Linked DNA regions of Homo sapiens: region 1 is linked to region 2. The links are chromatin loops, found by intact Hi-C in ENCODE. Cell type or tissue: mammary epithelial cell. All regions are shown on one strand. Each heading gives the region's core, and the rest is flanking DNA. Links, peaks and the distances in the headings are about the cores only.

Evidence for each region. A loop is a pair of places that touch in the nucleus more often than their neighbours do. Peaks named below come from ENCODE experiments on the same cell type or tissue, not always from the same donor. Only the 100,000 strongest peaks of a DNase experiment are listed, where the experiment ranks them.
Region 1: a loop joins it to region 2, with 5 times the contacts of the local background. A loop is called at or near these places in 16 of 110 quality-filtered maps.

What each region holds. Positions count from the first base shown.
Region 1 is chr7:36,436,324-36,447,196 of GRCh38, reverse strand. It overlaps ANLN (anillin, actin binding protein), which reads right to left. Exons shown (of 24, transcript NM_018685.5): 21 at 7,907-7,993; 22 at 3,335-3,442. Among named protein-coding and RNA genes, the nearest start is that of ANLN, 52 kb to the right of the region's middle. In mammary epithelial cell, for the core only: a CTCF peak has its summit at 6,105 (motif pointing left); no DNase peak of the experiment used is centred there.
Region 2 is chr7:37,175,739-37,186,611 of GRCh38, reverse strand. The region is part of intron 13 of ELMO1 (engulfment and cell motility 1); the gene reads left to right. Among named protein-coding and RNA genes, the nearest start is that of ELMO1-AS1, 180 kb to the right of the region's middle. In mammary epithelial cell, for the core only: a CTCF peak has its summit at 4,432 (motif pointing right); a DNase peak (open chromatin) is centred at 4,421.

The sequences.
Region 1 (10,873 bases), core at 1,603-9,602, 740 kb after region 2:
GAAAGAAAAAGAAATTCATGCTAGTTTCGTTGTCACATCTCCAACTGCAAAAGTTACCACCACAGTAAATGGTAAGTGCTTAATTAAAATACAAAAGGCATTAAATTTGTGGGTGTAAGACATCAACAGAAACGTGTTATGACTGATGGCAAGTGGGTCTGGTACTTATCTATGGTTTCATGCATTCACTGGCGGTCTTGGAACGCGTCCACTAAGGATAAGGGGGAACTACTATACATTACTCCATAAGTTAGGAGACTGGCCTTAGCAGACATTAAGATTTATTTTAAAGCTACGGTCATTGAGATTGGGATAGGGAAACAGACCAAAGGAAACAGAACCGTGAGCCTAAAAATAAACCTACACATATAATGACATCTTGATACACATGAGAAATGGCATTGTGGATCAGTGAATGATACAGTTTTGATATTTGTCTTCACCCAGATCTCATGTTGAATTGTAATCCCCAGTGTTGGAGGTGGGGCCTACTGGGAGGTGACTGGATCATGCAGGCGGATTTCTCAAGAAATCCCCTTGGTGCTGTCCTCACAATAGTGAATGAGTTCTCGCATGAACTGATTGTTTAAAAATGTTTGGCACCTCCCCTTGCTCACTTGCTCGCTCGCTCGCTCCTGCTTTTACCATGTGATGTACCTGCTCCCACTTCATCTTTTGCTGTGAGTAAAAGCGCCCTGAGGCCTCCCCAGAAGCTAAGCAGATGCCAGCATCATGCTTCCAGTACAGCCTGCAGAATCAGGAGCCAATTTAAAAATTACCCAGTCTTGGGTATTTCTTCATAGCAATGCAAGAATGGCCTAACACAGTGGGGAAAGAACAAACCATTCAATGATGCTGGCCCAATTGGTTATTCAGATGAAAAAAAAAATCAATTCTAGGGAAATTAAATGTGAAGTATAAAACTCTATAACTTTAGAAAGAGGTATAAAAGAAATCTTTGACTCCAGGATAAGGATAGTTTCTTAAATTAGACCCTAAAAAGCACAAAGCAATAGACTAGCAGGTCTGATTACCTTAACATTAGAAAAGTCTGTGCATGAAAAGACACTATAAAGATAAATTAAAAGATACGCCAGGCCTAAGACTAGGGAAATATAATTGCAATGCATCAAAAAATATTAAAATGAATAATATAGAGACAATCAGTTCATACGAGAGAAAATATAAATGGCCATACACACTCTTATGCTTAGAAAAGATACTTAGTCTAGTAATCAAGAAGATACAAAATTTTTTTAAATAAGAGTATATTTCACATCTATCATACTGATGGAAGTTTAAAAGGCTGACATATGATGTATTGGTGGGAATATGAAAAGCTGAGAACTTTCAAATACTCCTGGTGGGAATGGAAAATCGTACAACCACTTTTGAGACTCATTTGACAAAATCAAGTTGTAGATGTGCAAACCCTACAACCCAGCAATTCTGCTACTAGGTAACATTCAAAAAAGAACTCTCATCCATGTGTACAAGAAACTAAATCTTCCTGCATGTGGGCTGTAAAAGGTACAAACCAAAACAAAATGAGAAGAAAGTGAATCACAGCAGCATTGTCTGTATACAACAATTTAGAAATAATCTAAGGGTCTCTAAACAGGAGAATGGATAAATTGTAATGTGCTCTTACAAAAGTATACTATACAGAGAAGAGGGGACAATCTAAAGCTACACATACCACCCCAGACAAATTTCACAAACCATACTGACCCAAAAAAGGCAAGTTGCAGAATAATACATACAATATGTTATTATCTGTATAATGTTTAAAAACATGCAATTGCAGCAACATATATTGTTTATATACATGTACAGGTTAAACATCCAAAATCTGAAAATCTTGAAATCTGAAATGCTCCAAAATCCAAAACTTTTTGAGAGTCAACATGATGCTCAAAGGAAATGCTCATTGGAGCATCTCAGATTTTGAATTTTTGGATTAGGAGATAATTAATTGGCACGTATAATGCAAATATTCCAAAATCTGAAAAAAAAAAAAAAAAAAAAAAAAAAAGAATCCCAAATCTGAAACGCCTCTAAATCCCAAGGATTATGAATAAGGGATATTCAATCTGTATAATAAAAATTTAAATAAGTGCATGGGAACAATAAACAATTTTAGGGTAGAAGTTATCTCTGCGGGAGAGAGAATTACATGGGGAGCTTCAACTGGAATAATAACACAGAGGTTGATGAAATTATTTTACGCCCTTTTGGATGTCTCAAACATTTCACAAATTTTTAAAATATTAATAATTGTAATGACTACAGTGTAACACACATAGCTATCCAACACAGCATTAGACTTATCTTTACTGATGCTGAAAGATGTTAGAATATTTTATCAAGTAAAAAATCAGATTATAAAAAGCATGCTTTTCCTTTTAAAAAGATTCATAAATGAATAATTATTATATATTATACATTTTAAAAGTTTGAAAACATATCTAACCAAAATATGAACAATAGCTATGTCTATTATGGATGATTTTCCTTTTTAATTCTGCTTATTTCTATTTTCCAGTTTGGGGATAATAAATAATGTTACTTGGGCAATGATATTAACTTCTTTAAAAACATGATATATTACACAAAATCCTATTATTAAATTTTAGAAACAAAATACAAACCACTGTTCCTGTGGGTGGGTTTCCATTACTGTTTTACCCTAACTAACAAGATAAAAAATTAAATTTAAAACATTTCCAACTTCAAATGTCAACAAAAAATATAATTAAACATCCAGTAGAAAAGAAGGAAAAATATACATGTTAAGGTATTTTAAGAGTGGTCAAATCATAGGGAATGGATAGGATATAAAAATTTTAAAGGATTATCACACACACACACACACACCTACAACAAAAACATTTTTTTTTTTTTTTTGAGATGGAGTCTTGCTCTGTCGCTCAGGCTGGAGTGCCGTGGCGTGATCTCGGCTCACTGCAACCTTGGTCTCCTGGATCCAAGAGATTCTCCTGCCTCAGCCTCCTGAGTAGCTGGGATTACAGGCACCTGCCACCACACCCAGCTAATTTTTGTATTTTTAGCAGAGACAGGATTTCGCCATGTTGGCCAGGCTGGTCTCGAACTCCTGACCTCAGGTGATCTGCCCGCCTTGGCCTCCCAAAGTGCTGGGATTATAGGCGTAAGCCACTGCGCCTGGCCAACAAGAACATTTTTAATGGCTTAGTGAGTACACAAAAAGGGTTATTAATTTGGGTGAGTGATGGGGGCCAGAGGGAACATTTGCATGAACACTACACGAAAGTCAATCAGGGCTTTCACCACTAAACAGTACTATATAAATTACCTTGCGTTTCTCATCATCTGGATAAGTCCAATAAGATATACAGTTTCCAGAAAGAACACACCATCTTCGATGCCAGGCACCAAAACCACTAACATCTTCAAATATGGTCTGGAAAAGTCAGTTGAAATGCTGGCTTTAGAAAGTTGAGGAAAATGTCCTAACAATGAAATGCTGATTCTGTACACTAACTGTAGTATGTTGACATATTTCATATCTCAAAACCTATTTGTATGTTTTTTTATCATGTCTTTTATCTTAATAATAAAAATCACTGATTATTCATATCAGAAATTTACTTCAACATCATCTACAAGCATTTAAAAACATTCAGATATCAACCCTAAATTAAATACCTCTACCTACTTTAAGACTTTTAAAAAGTATAGTGTCCCTAATCAAATGCTCCTTAAACAACAGAAATGCCTCAAGTGTTGGAGAATTAATAATACAAAATTACCATACCTTATATATTTTAAAAAATTAATGATAACATATTAAGTTAAACCTATCTTAATATGCAAGACTGGCATTTAATCTTTATTCAGGAGATCAAGTTTTCTAACAGGATTAGAAAAGAGTTAACTTATGATCATAAGCCTTGGTCAATAACCATGATAAACATCAAAACTCCAAGCCCACTGCTGGGCCGTGAGACACGCTTGAAGTGGTGCCTCCCTGCCATCAGGCGTTTGTCCTTAGGGATGCTAGCTATATGCTAAAGGTAGGCAAGGCAGTAGTGCTGGATAGAAACAGGGCTCCAGAATAGGCAACTAATAACATCTGGTTTTGTTCCACGGAAGCACTTCCACTTAAACAGGGTAAGTAGAAGCTAAGAGTTTTTCCCCCACTATTTTTTAGTTATAGTCATAACAGAGCCCTAATCTATATAGAAGCCCTCACTTTTAATTTAAAAAAAAAAACAACAAACAAAAAGGCCAGGCGCAGTGGCTCACACCTGTAATCCCAGCACTTTGGGAGGCCGAGGCGGGCGGATCACGAGGTCAGGAGATCGAGACCGTCCTGGCTAACACAGTGAAATCCCATCTCTACTAAAAATACAAAAATTAGCCAGGCGTGGCGGTGAGCATCTGTAGTCTCAGCTACTCAGGAGGCTGAGGCAGGAGAATGGCGTGAACCCGGGAGATGGAGCTTACAGTGAGCCAAGATCACGTCACTGCATTCCAGCCTGGGTGACAGAGTGAGACTCCGTCTCAAAAAAATATATAAAAATATAAATAAATAAAAATTAAAAAAAACAACATTCATCTGGGAACTTCTGTGTTAAAGAACAAAGCAAGGTAAAAACATAACAATGCTGTAGATCAGGGAAACCTTTTCTATAAGGGCCAGAGAGTAAATATTTTAGACTTTGGGCCATACGGTCCCTGCCACAGCTACTCAGCTCAGCTGCTGTGGCACAGAAGCAGTCACAGATGCTAAGTAAGCAGATCAGCCTATGTTCCAATCAAAGACTATAAAAACAGTCAGTGAGGGCTGCTGTGCTGCCCTCTGATACAGATGATCCAAAGGCATCTTTGCGTTTGATTTTAGATTACCTTCATATTCCAACTTTACTTCTCTGATTGTTGAGAAGCTAAGAATAAACTAGTATTACTTGGTTGTTGCTGTGAGGAACCATTCTAAGCATATCTTTAAATTATCTCAACTACTCCTCTAAGTATTTTTAAATTATCTCAACTAGTCCTTACTCCAACCCTATGACAATAGGATATACACTCTTCTCAATTCACTGTTTTATGTAAATTTCCCAAAAGGTGGCTTGAATCAAGAGTCTAATTTCTGGCCATGACGTGTGGGAGCAAATGTTACCAAGCTAGATTGACACCTCAGATTAATTGGCTTGCTCCAACCATATGCTCTCCTGCCTCACCTTTTTCCTCCTCCCCTAATCCTTCCATTTTCCTCCCAAAGCAGCCTTTTTCTAGGCAACACTGCTTACAGCTCCCCAAGGAAGAAAGAAAGGAATGTCGTTATTTCAATCTCAAGCATGAAAGTTAACACAAATCACTCACCAGCTCCCTCCTGTGTTAACGTTCACCTTTTACATCATAAAGGTAATAAACAGACAAGGTAACTTTTGATAAACAAGATTAACACCAGCTATTATGACATCATACTATAATCAGAGAGGAATAAGAAAAGGACGGCCTTTTCATTTCTATAGCTGAGGAAACAGAGGGCCAAGGAAATTAAGTGACATCACACAGACCACAAAAATTGAACCTTCTGGCTGCCAATCCAGAGCGCCTGCCTCTTGCTGCTCCTCAGTGGAGGCAGAGCTAGCCCGGCACCCTGTCAGAACCACTTACCTGTCTCTTTGGTTGGAGTCGCCCTCCTCCAGGGCAGCCCTGGCACATCAGGAAAGGAAGCTGAGCTGAGGAGCTTACATTTCCATTACTACCTCTAATTTTTTATAGGGGGTAGAGGCAATTAAAATGCAATGTTTAGGCAGAGGACAGAAGTTATGTCGGGGAATCCAGAGCTCTTTCTTACTACATTTTTGTAAGTGTGAATGTGAGAAGAATGGGCTACAGGATTCAAGACAGAGTAAACTTGAAGAGATCTAACAAGCTCGTTAAGAGCCCATCTAAAAAACTAATTAGGTGAGACGTTATATGCAAATGGACCAGCTATCTTAACAGAGCCTATCCATTGCTAAAGGCATCAACAATAAAATATAAAAATGTTTACATGAAAAGAAAAGGTCATTAGGCAAATACTGCCTTCAAGTCAGAAATTTACACTCTTCCAAGACTATCTAGTGCCACCTGCTGGATTTATATGTGATAAAACCTAATAAGGAAGGAAAAAATACTGTTAATAAGTAGCAATTCCCAATCCTTGGGAAGTTGGCTACAGTTACTTAGACCACCGGGCTTTCCTTAATATCTAGCTCTTCTTTCTGAACCTTTGACAGCAGTTACAAACTGACTTGTAACATCCCTTGCATCATTCAAGTTCTTGCTTCACAGAGAACACCAAAGCAAGTGGATTTTCTCTACTTCTTGTACCATACTCACAATCTTCTATGCATTCTACACACATACTTTCCTCCTCTGATAATGAGAAAACTGTAAATTCTGTATCAAATAAATCCTGTGAATTGTGGCTTGGGCTTAATTCTTCCCATTCTCATGACCTTGCTCTATGAATTACCCCATAAGCCCTAGATCAGGTCCTCCATGGCCTCTATCTTCAATCTCTTTGGCCCTATTAGAAGCTACCCATCTACATTTAAAGCCGCTTACGTCTCTCCCATCTTAACAAAATGTTGACAAAATCCTCCTTTCACCCTACATACCTCTGCAAGCACAACACTCTTCTCTCCTTACTCCTTCACTGCCAAAGTGTTTCCAAGAGTTTCCAAGCTCCTGTGCTCATTCCTCATCTCCCACTCACTCTGGACCCATTTGCAGTCTAGCATCTGCCCTCACCTGCGCCAGAATGATCACCCAATAATAAGTCCAACAGTCCTAACAGAATCTGATCTAACTCAACCACTCCCTCCTTTCAATGTTCTCTTCTATTGACAACCATGATGCTAGATTCTCCGTTTCTCTCCCTGCAGTCTCCTCTGAGGCTTCCCTCCTTCCATCCGTCCTTTCAATGCTGGCACTCCTCCAGTGAGTTGGCTCTGCTTCCCTCACTTGCCCTGGGCTTCCCCATGCTGCAGATATCCACATCTTTACCTCTACTAAATGTCTGTCTTGAGCTCCAAACCCAGAACTTTCACACATGTTTCCAGGCATCTAAAATTCAAATCACGTAAAACTTAACTCATTAAAATTTCCCACATTGGTGGGAACTGACTAGTCTTCTTCGGGTTGTCATTCTCCAATCTGCTTTCCACATTGGTCAGAATGATTTTCTCAATCCCAAGTTGGATAATTTCCTCTGCTTAAAATCCTGTAAGAGTAACTCGCTGACTCTAGGATAAAGTCCAAATTCTTTAAAAGGCCCTTGAACTCTTGCCCCATTTCCCCTAACCACACTTTCCTCCTCATTCCCCACCCACCAATCACATGCATGCCCTCAAACTCTAAGCTCTAGCTATCCTGAAATACCTTCCACTGTCTGCATGTGTCATTCTTCTTTTCTTTGGGTAGGAGTGACAAAGAAGGGCCCTTCAAGCCACTGTACATTCTCCCCCTATCTGGAGCACTTCTCATCTTTCTCTCAGATTAACTTACTCAGTTTAGAAATTACTTCTCTCAGCAGTTCCCTTTATCCCACCCCACACACAGTCAAGACCTGGTGTCCCACCAATTGACACCGATGCACCCTGTTTTCTCCTATTAGAGTATTATATTGTGCTTGTCTGTTCGTTTGTATTTCTCTCTTCTAAACTAAAAACTCATGAGCAGAGGAATTATTTTTTGTGGTCTTTTACATTCCAATGGCAGCACAGTGATTGGCATATAAAGGACATAAAACAAATCTTTACTGAACCAACTTATTACTTAATCACAAAGGATTTCATTCCTATGGGAAACAAGTCTGTATTTCACAAAATGGAAAAAAGGAAGTTAAAGACTAAGTGATGTTACTTACTAGAAAACCTCTTTCTTCAACACTGGAATTCACTTGACATTTTATTTTTAAATAAATATGACCTTCCAAAGAAGATAAAAAGGGGACCTGCAAAGAAAACAGGTAAATTATTTGCAAAACAGGTTCAAAGTGTGATTTTTCTTGATAAATCATGTATAAATCATGAACAGAGACTATTACAACTTGAAAACAGAGCATTTTCTAAAGTTGGAGTATAAAAGACATGGCCAAAAAGCCATTGGTTCCTTACCAACAAATACTTTTGAAGAATAAATTCATTTAAGGTAAAGCTTGACAAAACCAAAAGCCCTAAGTCTCAAGTTAATGTGAGAAAGAAAACAGACGACAATATTTGGGTTTATCTATTCTCCATCAACAGGAGAATATACTCAATAAGAGACTGATAAACCAACCTGTAAATTCACACCACACAATACCACCCAGCAATAAAGAACAATAAACTGCAGATATGGAAAAGCCAGTCCTTGAATTCATATGTAATTGCAAGAGACCCCAAACAACCAAATCAATCTTGAAAATTAAGAACAAAGTTGAAGGAATCATATTTCCCAATTTCAAAACGTAACGCAAAACTTTGGTAATCAAAGCAGTGTGGGCTGGCTGGACATGGTAGTTCACGCCTGTAATCCCAGAACTTTGGAAGGCCAAGGAGTGAGGATCACTCGAACCCAGGAGCTCATGACCAGCCTGGGTAACATAGCGAGACCTCGTCTCTATTAAACATGAAAAAATTAGCCAGGTGTGGTGGCAGATGTCTGTAGTACCAGCTACTTGGAAGGCTGAGGCAGGAGGATCACTTGAGTCCAAAAGTTTAAGGTTGCAGTGAGCTATGATCATGCCACTGCACTCTGGCCTGGGCAAAAGACCAAAACCTTGTCTCAAAGAAACAAAATCAAAAACACCAGTGTGGTGCTGGCATAAGAACAGACATATGGACAAAAGAAATGGAATTGAGAGACCAGACATAAAGCCATACATCTTATGGCCAACTGATTTTTGCCAAGGATGCCAAGACCATTTAAAGCGGAAGAGCAGCCTTTTCAAAAAATGGTGCAGAGAAAATTAGATATCCACACCCACCAAGAGTGATGGTGGACCTTCACCTCATACCATTTATAAAAATTAAACCCAAATGGATAATATCCTAAGTATGAGAGCTAAAATTATAAAACTCTTAGAAAGGCTGGGCGCGGTGGCTCACGCCTGTAATCCCAGCACTTTGGGAGGCTGAGGCGGGTGAATCACCTGAGGTTAGGAGTTCAAGATCAGCCTGGCCTTGAAGGGATTTCACCTTCAACATGGTGAAATCCCATCTGTACTAAAAATACAAAAATTAGCCAGCATGGTGGCACATGCCTGTAATCCCAGCTACTCGGGAGGCTGAGGCAGGAGAATCACTTGAACACAGAGGCAGAGGTTGCAGTGTGCCAAGATTGTGCCATTGCACTCCAGCCTGGGCAGCAAGAGTGAAACTCTCAAAAAAAAATTTTTAAAATAAAATAAAATAAAATAAAACTCTTAGAAAGAAAACATAGAGGTAAAGCTTTGTGATCATGGATTTAGCAATGGATTTTCAGATATGATACCAAAGGCACAAGCAACATGAGGAAAAAATAGATAAATTAGACTTCACCAGAATTAAAAACCTTTCATTACTACAGAGGTTCCACAAAAAAAAAATGAAAAAATAAAACTACCATATAACCCAGCAATCCCACTTCCAGGTATTTATCAAAAGGATTGAAATGGGTTCTTGAAGTGCTATCTGCACTCTCACGTTCATTGCAGCATTATTCACAATAGCTAAGAGATGGAAATAATCTAAGTGCCCATCAATAAATGAAGAGGCCAAAAAAATGCGGTACATACATACAATGAAAAATTCTTTAGCATAGAAAAAGGAGATCCTGTCATATGCTACAACATGAACAAACTTTGAGGACATTATGCTAAATGAAATAAGCTAGTCAGAGAAAGACAAACACTACACGACTCCACTTATCATGAAGTATCTACATTTGACCTTATCCAAAAGGCTGAAAAGCAACATATGAAATCTTTAAAGTAGCCAACCTCATAGAAGCAGAAACTACAGTGGTGGCTGCCAGGGAGTGGGGAGGAGAATATGAGGAGCTGCAGTTCCACGAGTACAGAATTTCAGTCATGCAAAATGAAGAAAATTCTATAGATCTGCTATATAACATAATGCTTATAGTTCACAATAATTCACTGTATACTTAAAAATTTCTTCAAAAGATAAATACCATGTATTATTTACCATAATAAAAAAAATTATAGACCTTTGCACATCAAAGCACTTTATCAAGAAAGTGAAAAGACAGTCTATGGAATGGTTTGAAATATTTGTCAATTATATATCTGATAATATCCAGAATATACAAAGAAAACTCTTACAACTCAGTAACAAAAAGACAACCCAACTAAAACAACTCAGACAAACCAAACTGAAAATTTGGCAAAGGACTTGAATAGACATTTCTTCAAAGATACACATTTTGTCTTCCAATGAGCACATGAAAAGACATTTAACATCAACAGTCATTAGGGAAGTTCAAATCAAACCTACAATGAGGAACCACTTCACACCCACTAGGATGGTTATAATTTAAAAATAAAACGAACAGAAAATAAACAATGGAAAAGATGTAGGAAAATGGGAACCCACATTAATGGTAGAAATATCAAATGGTCTAGATGCTTTGAAAAAGAGTTTAGCAGTTCCTAAAAATAATTATCACATGATCCCACAATTCTGCTCCTATGTATATCCTATGTATACGTACAAAAGAACTGAAAACAGGTACTCAAATCATGCACACACATGTTCAAAGCAGCTCTATTCACAATAGGCAAAATGCGGAAACAGCCCAAATATCTATCAATGAATGAACAGATAAATGAAATGCTGTATATACATATAATAGA
Region 2 (10,873 bases), core at 1,343-9,342:
ATCATTGAGTTGTAATAGTTCTGTATGTTCTAGATACAAGTCCTTATCAGACATGATTTGCAACTTCTCACATTCTGTGGATTGCCTTCCCACTTTCTTGAGAGTGTCTTTTGAAGCGTGAAAGTTTTTAAATTTGATTTTTATTTTGATATATATCTAGTTTGTTTTTTATTTTTATTGCTTATGCCTTTGGTGTCATAACTAAGAAATCATTGTTCAATTCCAGGTCATGAAGATGTATACCTACATTTTCTTCTAATAGTTTTATAATTTTCACCCTTATATTTAGTTCTTTGATCCATTTTGAGTTAATTGTGTATGGCATAAGGAAGGGGTCCAACTTCATTTTTGCATGTGGATATCTAGTTTTCCTAGCATTATTTGCTGAAAACTGTTCTCTCTTCATTGAATTTTCTTGACACTTTTGTCAAAAATCAATTGACTATAAATGTGAAGGCTTATTTCTGGATTCTTAATCCTGTTCCATTGCTATATGTTTATTCTTATGTCAAGTCCACGCTGTCTTGATTATGGAAACTTTGTAGTAAGTTTTGAAATCAGAAAGTGTGTGTCCTCCAAATTTGTTAGTTTTCAAGATTATTTTGGCTATGGAGGGTGTCTTGAATTTCCACATGAATTTCAGGATTGTCTTGTTGATTTCTACGCAGAAGTCAGCGGAGTTACTGATAGGGATTGTATTGAATCTGTAGATCAATTTAGGAGGAGCATTGCCATCCCAGCTTAACAAGATAAAGCCTTCTAATTCATGAACATGGGATACCCATTGATTTATTTAGGTCATCTTTAATTTCTTTCTACAGTGTTGTGTAGCAGTTTTCAGAATATAAATTTTGTACTTTATCTTTTAAATTTATTCCTATTTCATTCTTTTGTATGCTATTATAAGTAGACCTATATAAATGATCCCTAAGAAGAGTACTTCAAATTTTCTGGATCAAAAATCTTGTCTGGCTTGAGCCATGTAACCATGTTGGCACAATCAGTCACATCTAGGGTTATGTGGTCCTTCCACGTTATATATATGGTATGTATATATATACAGTGCTGTTTCTCCAACAAAAGCTTGAATCTAGGGTGATCTGAGTGGGTTTACCATGCCCACTACAAGCCCCTGCCCAGAAAGTGGACCTTTGTTTGGAACTCAGTTATCACATAAATACTCATTTATTATTTTTTCAGGACTATTCATTTACTTTATGAAAATTAAAATACAATGTTATTTTTAACAAGTAGTAAATGGAAAGAATGAGTAATATTAAAGCTTTCATTTCTATAAATGATACTACTTAGACCTCCCTATTAAATATTCTGGGCTCAGTATCAAATTCTATTGTAATATCTTTGAAAAGCATAGAAGCAGTTTCTAATTTAAAACTCTAGCTAGCTGCTGCTCTGCTAAGAATAAAGATTGACCACAAATTCAACTTAATCTGTCGATCCTTTGCATTTAGGCTATCATATTTGATTCAGAATAACTCCGCTCTTTAAGACAGTTTTTAATGACGTGATGAGAGAGGAAATGCAAAATATTTTACATTAGCCTATACTCTATTTGTCCGTCTAGTTATAATAGACAGACTCATTATAAATTATGACTTCCTATTTCATAGATATGAAGATTAGTCAAATATGTAGAACAAGAGAAAAAAGGATAGCAATGAAGTAATTCGTGATGGACTTTTTTTTTTCTTTTGAGACGGGGTCTCACTTTTTGTCCCAGCTGGCGTGCAGTGGCATGATCATGGCTTACTGCAGACTCACCTTCCTGGGGTCAAGTGATCCTCCCACCTCAGCCTCCTGAGTAACATGCCACCACACCAGGGCTAATTTTTGTCTTTTTTGGGGGGTAGAGATGGGGTTTTGCTATATTACCCAGGCCAATCTCAAACTCCCAGGCTCAAGTGATCTGCCCACCTCTGCCTTCCAAAGTGCTAGGATTATAGGTGTGAGCCATCATGCCATGACGGACTTCATAAACATAGTAAAAGGTTTCAGCCAAAGCAGTTTGATTTAAATGGATGTTTTAATCCTTGGCTTGCAATAATTTTATCCTCTGGAAAGTATGGCTTTTCAGTCAACGTATTCACTTTTGGCCTTGACCGTGTAGAGCAATTACAGGAGCCCATATCAACAAGTGTCTTCAGTTGTTGCATTAGTGCCTGGAGCCAGAACACAAAGGTAGCCAGAGAGGGTGCCCCTAAACCGTGTCTCCCCACATCTCTGACTCTGAACCACACATGCATGGAGCCTACTCAAAGCAACCTAGCTATGGACAGAAGATCTCACTAAGACCAGACTTGTAGCCCTGGAAACAGTTTGCAGTTTGTGCACAGACAAGAGAACTATCTGCTAAAACAAAGGAAGCAACACTCATTGGAGAAAAAACAGAATCCAGAATCTTCACCACCTAACATTCATAATATCTGGAAAAGAATCCAAAATTCCCAGATCATGGAGAATGAGGACAAAAGAAAATCAACTCCAGCTCTCAGATGAACCAGATGTTGAAACTAACAGACAAAAGGTTCAAAACGACTGTGATAACTATCCCCAATGAGAAAAACAAACCATGTTTTCAATGAATGAGAATCTTAGCAGAGAAATTAGAGGTGTTGGTAGAGAAATGGAAAACAGTAGGAAGCAACCAAATGGAAATTCTAGAAACAAAAAATAAAATTTCTGAAGTTGTATGTAACAATATATAATAGATCTTTTATAAATGTAAGCTATTATTATTATATAAGGGTAAAGATAAGGTATTTTGCCTTTATTTTATTATACGTTTACCAGTGAAATCGAAGCAGATAGGACAATTCTATCCACCTTTTCATCTTCTAAACCTTATTCTCTTTGGCCTTGAGAAAAAAAAAGTCTGGAATATACTTAGTGAAGTGAGAAAGTTGAGGGAGGTGGGGGACATAGACTATGGCCCTTCCCTCTTTCCTGCTACTTCTGTCCTGCTGTGAGCACATCTGTGCTGTTGTGCTTTATAGAGAAAATTCCAGTTTACCTCCCTATTTCTCTCTCTCTCTTCTGGGTCCTGAGTAACAGGAGGTCAGCTTTTCTAGGCCTTTCTTATCTCTTCCCCTGATAAAAGTTGGATTCATGTGTAGTGCACGAACAAATAAAGCTTTGGGGCTCTGGTTCCCTCCTCTTCTCCCCCTGCCTCTTCCTCCTCATTGTCACATCCTTATTGTAAATACTTTAGGGGCAGTGTATAAAAAATGGCACTAATTACTGAAACAATGTTATTTACCACATACACTGGCAGAATGTTTACTATGTTTCTTTACAGCCGGGGTTTATTTTTGTTTGATGTATTTAGTTGCTGTGAAAATGAACGTGTTGCTCACTCTCGATAGACCTGTTCTTCCTCCTCCTTCCTCCTTCTCCTTCTGTGCCAGATCGTCCTCCTCTTCAGCAGCTTCTCTTCCTTCATTAGGCCTTCTGGGCAGTTTTTAGGATGTCTGCTCCTAAACTATTTCCATTTAAAATTGTTCTAGTGTATCAACACACCAATCACTTTGACTCCATGCAAGCTGGTCTCTGCATTTCAAACCTAGCTTCCGTGTGTTAGTCCTTTTTGACATTTTTATAGGGTTTCTCCAGGAAAAAAAAGAAGAGCATAGCAAAGGTATGAGCCATCCTTATGGAGTGCCAGCCTAGAGGGAAAGAGGAACTAAACATTGTTTGTATACTTACCACCTATGAGGGCCCCTCCACCATGTTTGACACACTCTTCTTGCAGCTAACTGGTGAAATAGATGTTTTGTCCCTGGTTTTATATCTAAAAATACTATACTGAGGTTAAGTAACCTGCCCAGAGTCTCACACGGGGTAAGAAGGGACACCAGAATTCAGTGATAATTGTATCATTCCCAAGCCTCTTGGCTTTTTAAATTTATTTACTCTAAACCATACTGCACCTCTCTAAGTAAAAGGTTAAGAGAACTCAGGAATGCAAATGAAAAAGCGCTTGTCAAGGGAGAGAGAAGAGAGAGAGGAGGGGGAGGGAGAGAGAGAGAGAAAGAGAGAAAGAAGGAGAGCGAGACCGATCGTGCCATTGCACTCCAGCGTGGGCAACCAAGCGAGACTCCGTCTCAAAAAAAAAAAAAAAAAAAAAAAAAAGTAGAGCACAAGAGCACTCATGATCTTCCTATGTTGTCATTTTTAGCCTTTTTCCACCTTATATGTGCTGAGAGCTGTTCTGCTGCCATTTTCTCTCCCTGCCTCAAGAGCACATTTAAGTGCAAGTGAATGGGGTGGGATTGTGATTGTTACACTGAGTGATTGCTTAGAATCTGCCCTACCGTATCTGCCGGTGTATAAAACTCTACCGATGTTACCAAACTCTGAGAGGATGTGAAGCTCTAGTTTTCACTGTGCTGAGCTGATTACCTCATGTCGTCACCAGGGGGCAGCACCTTCCCATGCCTTTGGACTTAGGAGCCTCGGGGCGGTGGGAAGCCCACACCAAACCCCATGCCTTAGCTGGTCACCTCTTACCTTCCAAGCCTGATCCAAGTTTGGGCAAAACGGATGTAAATGTGTTTTTAATTTTTTTTTTCTTATTTGAGAGGGGGGCAATTGGAGGGAGGAAATACAGCTTATATGTTGGCATACACATTTGAAATATTTGGTACTTTCTAAGCAGGAGTTTTATGTGTATTCTGTGTTCTTTTCTCTACTGAGAAAATAACTATTTCCTTTGCTAGGGATGCAGTAATCAGCAATGCCTGTTGCAACCATAAGTTACACCATATTTTCTCAAAGAAACATGGTAGTAATCAGAGGCCATTGTTCAAAGTACTGACTTTAGTCAGCTGACCTGCAATCAAACCTCAGTTTAGGCACTTACTAGCTGTGTGACCCTGGGCAAAATACTTAACCTCTCTGAGCATCACATACTCATCTGTGATATGAGGACTGCAATACATTCCTGCTTTCTTTTTTTGACAAATATTTATTGAGAATTTCTTTACTTGTGGAATGTGGTATTATGTCCTGTGTTTAATGGTCTTTATATGTATCTCCCAGTTCAGTTTCATATAAATTGGCCTCTTGTTTCTGTAACTAGGATTGCATTTCTGTCAAAAGTCTTGGCTTATACAAGGACGCTCAAAGGCCATCCAATCTGCAAATACAAGACAGAGCTGCCTCAGGAAATGCCCGATGATTTAATTAAAATGTGAAGAGTAGCCCACAGAGAGGGCAGGTGTGGTGTAACCCCACCCTGCAGGGATGAGGCGGGCATCCTCCTTCTCGGTGACTTAGCCTGGAGTACTACCTTGGAGTAGTTTCAGAGACGGTTCTCAGGACAAAAAGTTGACCCCTGTTTTAGGGAGGCTGCCTTGTGGCCACTGGGCATGCTGATGGTTTGCCATCTAACACTTTATGCCTCTCACTTGTCCCCATTTTGAGTCCAGGCAACTGTGACCCCTGGAATTATGGAGAGTCTCTTGGGACTGTCGTTATTATTTTTATTCTTACTGAGGTAAAATTCACATAACATAAAATTAAGCATGTTAAAGTAGACATTTCATTTAGTACATTTATAATATTGCACAATCACCCACTATCTAGTTCCAAAAATCATTTTTTTGAGTTTCTATTTTGATATGATTTTAACCTAGGAAAAAAATTACAAGAATTGTACAAGGAACTCTGCATAACCTTCCACCAGATATATTCACTGTTGATGTTTTGCCTCATTTCCTCCCTGGTGTTTGCTTTCTCTCTTTCTCTGTTTGCGTGTGCATGTGTGTGTGTGTGTGTGTGCGCATATGTGTGTGCATATGTGCATATGTGTGTGTGTATATATACATATTTTTCCCCAAAAAAACACTTTAGAGCATGCTGGAGACATTGTGTCCCTTTAGCACTAAATACTTAGTAGGTACGTATTTGCTAATATGGCCCTATTGTACAATTATAAAAACCTGAAAATGTAACATTCATACAATTCTATTGTCTAATCCACAGTCATGACTCAAAATTCATCAAATTTCCTTTACACTTATTCTTTCCTAGACGAGGATGCAGTCCTCCATCCTGTGCGGATTTAGCTGTCTTTCTTTTTGCTCTCCTTTGATCTGGAATAGTGCTTTGCCTTTCTGTGTGTTCTTTGACCTTGACATTTCTAGGAGAATACAGACCATGGTTTTGTGCATCATCTCTCTCAATTTGGATTTGGCTAATGCTTTTCATGATTAGATTCAAGTTCTTATATATCATCTCCCTCCCAAGGGAAAATGGGTCCTGATTTCCACATGCTAAACTTAGGAGCATTGATTATCCTATTACCCCTACAAAAACCAGTGATGGCACGGAGACGGCATTTTTCAGCCTTACATTGTAAAGCTGTCCCAATTCTGTGGGCTATAGTGATATGAGGGTCAGTTTCCTGAAGACCATGGAAAATCTGCTGCTATTCCTTTAGTTTCGGGCATCATAGAATGGGAGGTTTATGGCTTCAAGACTGGAAGATGGTGATGCAGAAGCACATTGTGCAGCCCTTTGGGTTAAAAATCATTCTTTCATATTGTGTGGCAAAATGGAATTTGCTTTATGTTCATTCACTTGTCAGATGCTGAGTGAGAAAATGACAATTTACAATGTAAATTCTTAAGATAATTAAGTCAGTCTTCTATGGCATGGTGAAAAATTCCCCAGGCTGCCTACTGGGCTCCTGCACACTTTGCCTAGAAGGATGAATTCTTCTCTTTACCTCGCTGTGTAACTTCCCTCTGCCAAGCAAAAGCACCTCGCTACCTTGAGAATAAATTGACAATCTCAATTTTGATATGTTGCTGATTTCTTTTGTGTACATGATTATTAATGTACAGCTTATCTTAGCAGCAGATCCAAGGAAGTGATTCTTTCTTTCTACTGTTTCCATGTAGCCAGCCTTGCCCAAGTCTTTGTTCCTCTTTCCCCATTCACATGTATTTGATAATTCAGCTTTTCCTAAAATATTTTGCCTTTTGTTTTTAAAGTTGAAAGAGCTATATGCAAGGCCGGGCTCGGTGGCTCACGCCTGTAATCCCAGCACTTTGGGAGGCCGAGGCAGGCGGATCACAAGGTCAGGAGGTCGAGACCAGCCTGGGCAACATAGTGAAATCCTGTCTCTACTAAAAATACAAAAAATTAGCCGGTCGTGGTGGCGGGCCCCTGTAATCACAGATACTCGGGAGGCTGAGGTGGGAGAATCACTTGAACCCTGGAGGCGGAGGTTGCAGTGAGCCAAGATCGCGCCAGTGCACTCCAGCCTGGGTGACAGTGTGAGACTCCGTCTCAAAAAAAAAAAAAAAAGAGCTATATGCAAACATTCAGATTAAATTTGGATTACTTTTAAGCCACATGAACAAAATTCCCCTCGCCAGTCTGTTCCCTCTAAGAAAAAAATTATCTGTTGCCTTTTTTTCTTAAGCTATCTATTTGGAAATAATTTGGGGTTGACTGAACTGTCGCAGCCATAGTACAGAGTGTTACCCTGTTCCCTTTACCTAGCTTCCGGCAATGCTAATATCATACACATTATGTCTTACACAAAGTATATTTATCAAAACCAAATATTAACAGTGTGTGATCCTGTTAACCAAACAGCAGAGTGTTTTAGGATTTCACCAGGTTTTTCCCTGATGTCCTTTTCTTTCCTCAGATCCCAGGTAGCATTTAGTTATAGTCTCATTCAACCTGCGACAGCTTCTCAGTCTTTCCTTATTTTTAATGGCCTTGATATTTCCTAGCAAGTCTGGTCATGTGTTTTGTAGACTGTTCTTCAGTTTGGGTTTGTCTCATATTTCTCATGATTAGACTGGGGTTATAGGTTTTTGGAGAGAAACTTACAGAGGCAAGGTGCCTTGCCACCTCGTATGAGGAGGTACGTCTCTCCTGACTTTTACAATTTTTATTCTCTACTATTGTGTGGTTTTAAATATCTTTCTATGGTGCTAATACTGTTTTTTTTCTAATTAAAAAAATTTTTTTGAGACAGGGTCTGGCTTTGTTGCCCAGGCTGGAGTGCAGTGGTGTGATCTCAGCTTACTGCAACCTCTGCCTCCTGGGCTCAGGCGATCCTCCCACCTCAGCCTCCTGAGTAGCTGGGACTACAGGCGCCACCATGCCTGGCTAATTTTTTCTTTTTTTTTTTTTTTGAAGAGATGGGGAATTGTAGCTCCCATGACTCCCGTGTGTTGTGGGAACAACTCAGTGGGAGATAATTGAATCATGGGGGCAGTTTCTCCCATGCTATTCTCGTGGTAGTGAATAAGTCTTACAAGATCTGATGGTTTTGTAAGACGTTTCCCCTTTGCTTGGTTCTTATTCTCTCCTTGCCTGTTGTAGTGTAAGACATGCCTTTGACCTTCCGCCATGATTGTGAGGCCTCCCCAGCCACGTGGCACTGTGAGTCCATTAAACCTCTTTTTCTTTATGAATTACCCAGTCTCGGGTATGTCTTTATCAGCAGCATGAAAACGGACTAACATACTGCTAATCCCTCCCAGAAACACACTCACAGACACACCGAGATAATGCTTCACCAGCTATCTGGGTGTTCCTTGGCCCAGGCAAGTTGACATGTACAATTAACCATCACAGGAAGTTCCCCAGTGCCTAACTCCCTCCTGAATCATGCATTGGCTGTCTTGAGTTTGGGGGAGGGGCATTTATTTGGTTTGATGGATCTGTGGATATTTTAGAAAGCTGATTTCAATCTATAAAGTAAACCTCCCCTTCAAATACAAAGAGTAACATAGATACAGATTTTATCTAATTTCCCTTCACTGATGACCTCTCTAGGTCCCAGTATATACCACATAGTAAGCAGTGAGTCAAGGAAAAGAAGGGCCAGAGTAATCCACAAACCTTAATCAATCCATGACCACCCAGCAGCTGGAGCAATCACTCTCTAGCTTTCTCTCATTAGGTACACACTAAATTAGAAATCTTTAAGTAGTGTCCTCTTGAACACAGAGTGACAGGAATGAAATGCGACACATAACAGAGGAAAACAAATACAAATAGTTTTCAAAATAAAGTCAGTCTTTAGAAGGAAGGTCACTTTTGTTTATTTCCTAAGATTTAATTCAAATTATTCTCAGAATACATTTTAAATTATTGTGCTGTAACTTGAATATTACTAATTACTATGCTTCCAATTGGGGAAAACAAAGAAATTTAATTAGCTCTGAAGTTTGAGAACTATTGAAAGAAGCACTATTCCCATGCCACTTCTTTGTACTTTCTTGTGCTCATGATGTTTTTAATTGCTAGTATATTTTGCTTTATGTGTGAATGTGTTTGGCAACCATTGACACAGAGTGGAGTATCATGAGTTTTACAAGCCACTCATAGCAGAAAGTTTTCTTGACAGGGCACAGAAAATGAAATCTCAGATTTGCTTTATCTGACAATCTTCTGCTAGAACATGCTATGTTTAGAGTTCTCATTCTGAGAGTGTCTAATTGGAAAGGTGGTCTTCTTTAATTCCTTGAAGCTCTTAATTTCAGTTCCACTGGAAACTCTTCTTCCCACCTTTTATCTAGTTTGTAACATACAATGTCCATTTCTGCTGGGTCACTTTTCCCACTGGAAGATACATCTACAGTCCTTCCTAAGCATTTTTAATGGCTACACCATATCCGTACTTAGGCATTGAGCTGTGTCTTCCATATTGGTCTATGCCAGTATTGTCTGACGTTGATTATATAGTCGTCTAAAAGCTATAACTGTGTTTTCCTTTTCCCTTCTTTACTTTGTCTTCTAACTTTTGTTTACTGCAACCAATATCAGCATAAAAGTAATAGAGAAATAAAAGAAAATGTGTTCCATGTTTCCATGACAGTGCATCCGTTAGTTATTTTTGTTTCCTGTTTGCTTCCAGTTTTTGGTCATTTTGTAAATGGTCAAATAATTGTAATAGGAGGGAAAAGATTATTCTATGTTTTACTTGAAGCATTATCTCACAAGCACTTTTTCATATTGTTATACCACAATTACTTTTATGGCTGTTCATTCCATTGGGTTGATGCATTGTATATATTTTGATATTTTTAAGTACTGGACATTCAATGTTCTAGTATTTTTGTAAGCAATATTATATTGTACATTTTTATTCTTACAGCTTTCTGTTTCCTTTTCAGTTATCTCACTGCGATAGACCAAAATATTTGGAGACTTTCATGGTCGTTAGGCTATATGTTGCTTTTTGTTTTGTTTTATTTGTGACTATTTTTAGCACATTGTCATTTATAAGAAAGTACTTTGTCAATGCATAGGGAGGAGGTGACAATAAGGAAGCAGTCCTTTTCTTTGAAAGTATTGTTAGGATTCTGAGGAAGCTTTTCTAGGAAATGACAGTGAAAGTATAACAGTCGATGAGTCTTTGGGGAGCTTGGGAAATTGTTGAGATGTTAAAGGTCATTCTGAAATTAATTTGCCTAGCCCATTGTAGGCTATACTGAAATTATTATCTCTAGTAAATGACAGCATATTCTCAGCTATATCCAAAGACTGTTGTAGAACCAGCCACGATCTCCTGTATATCATTCCAAACATCACTTGAAAGTTCTTTCTTGTGTCTAATCTGAATCCTATGCTGCTGTGAAAATCATTTTCAGGTATTGCAGTTCAACTTGGAACTAAAAGTAACTATGTTCTTATACACTGAGAACAGAGACACTGTCCATTCTAAAGTGATCATGAGTCGTTTGTTGGTTTTGTTTTGTTTTGTTTTTTCTTTGAGACAGAATCTCACTCTGTCGCCCAGGCTGGAGTGCAGTGGTACAATCTCGGCTCACTGCAACCTCCGCCTCCTGGGTTCAAGTGATTCTGGTGCCTCAGCCTCCCG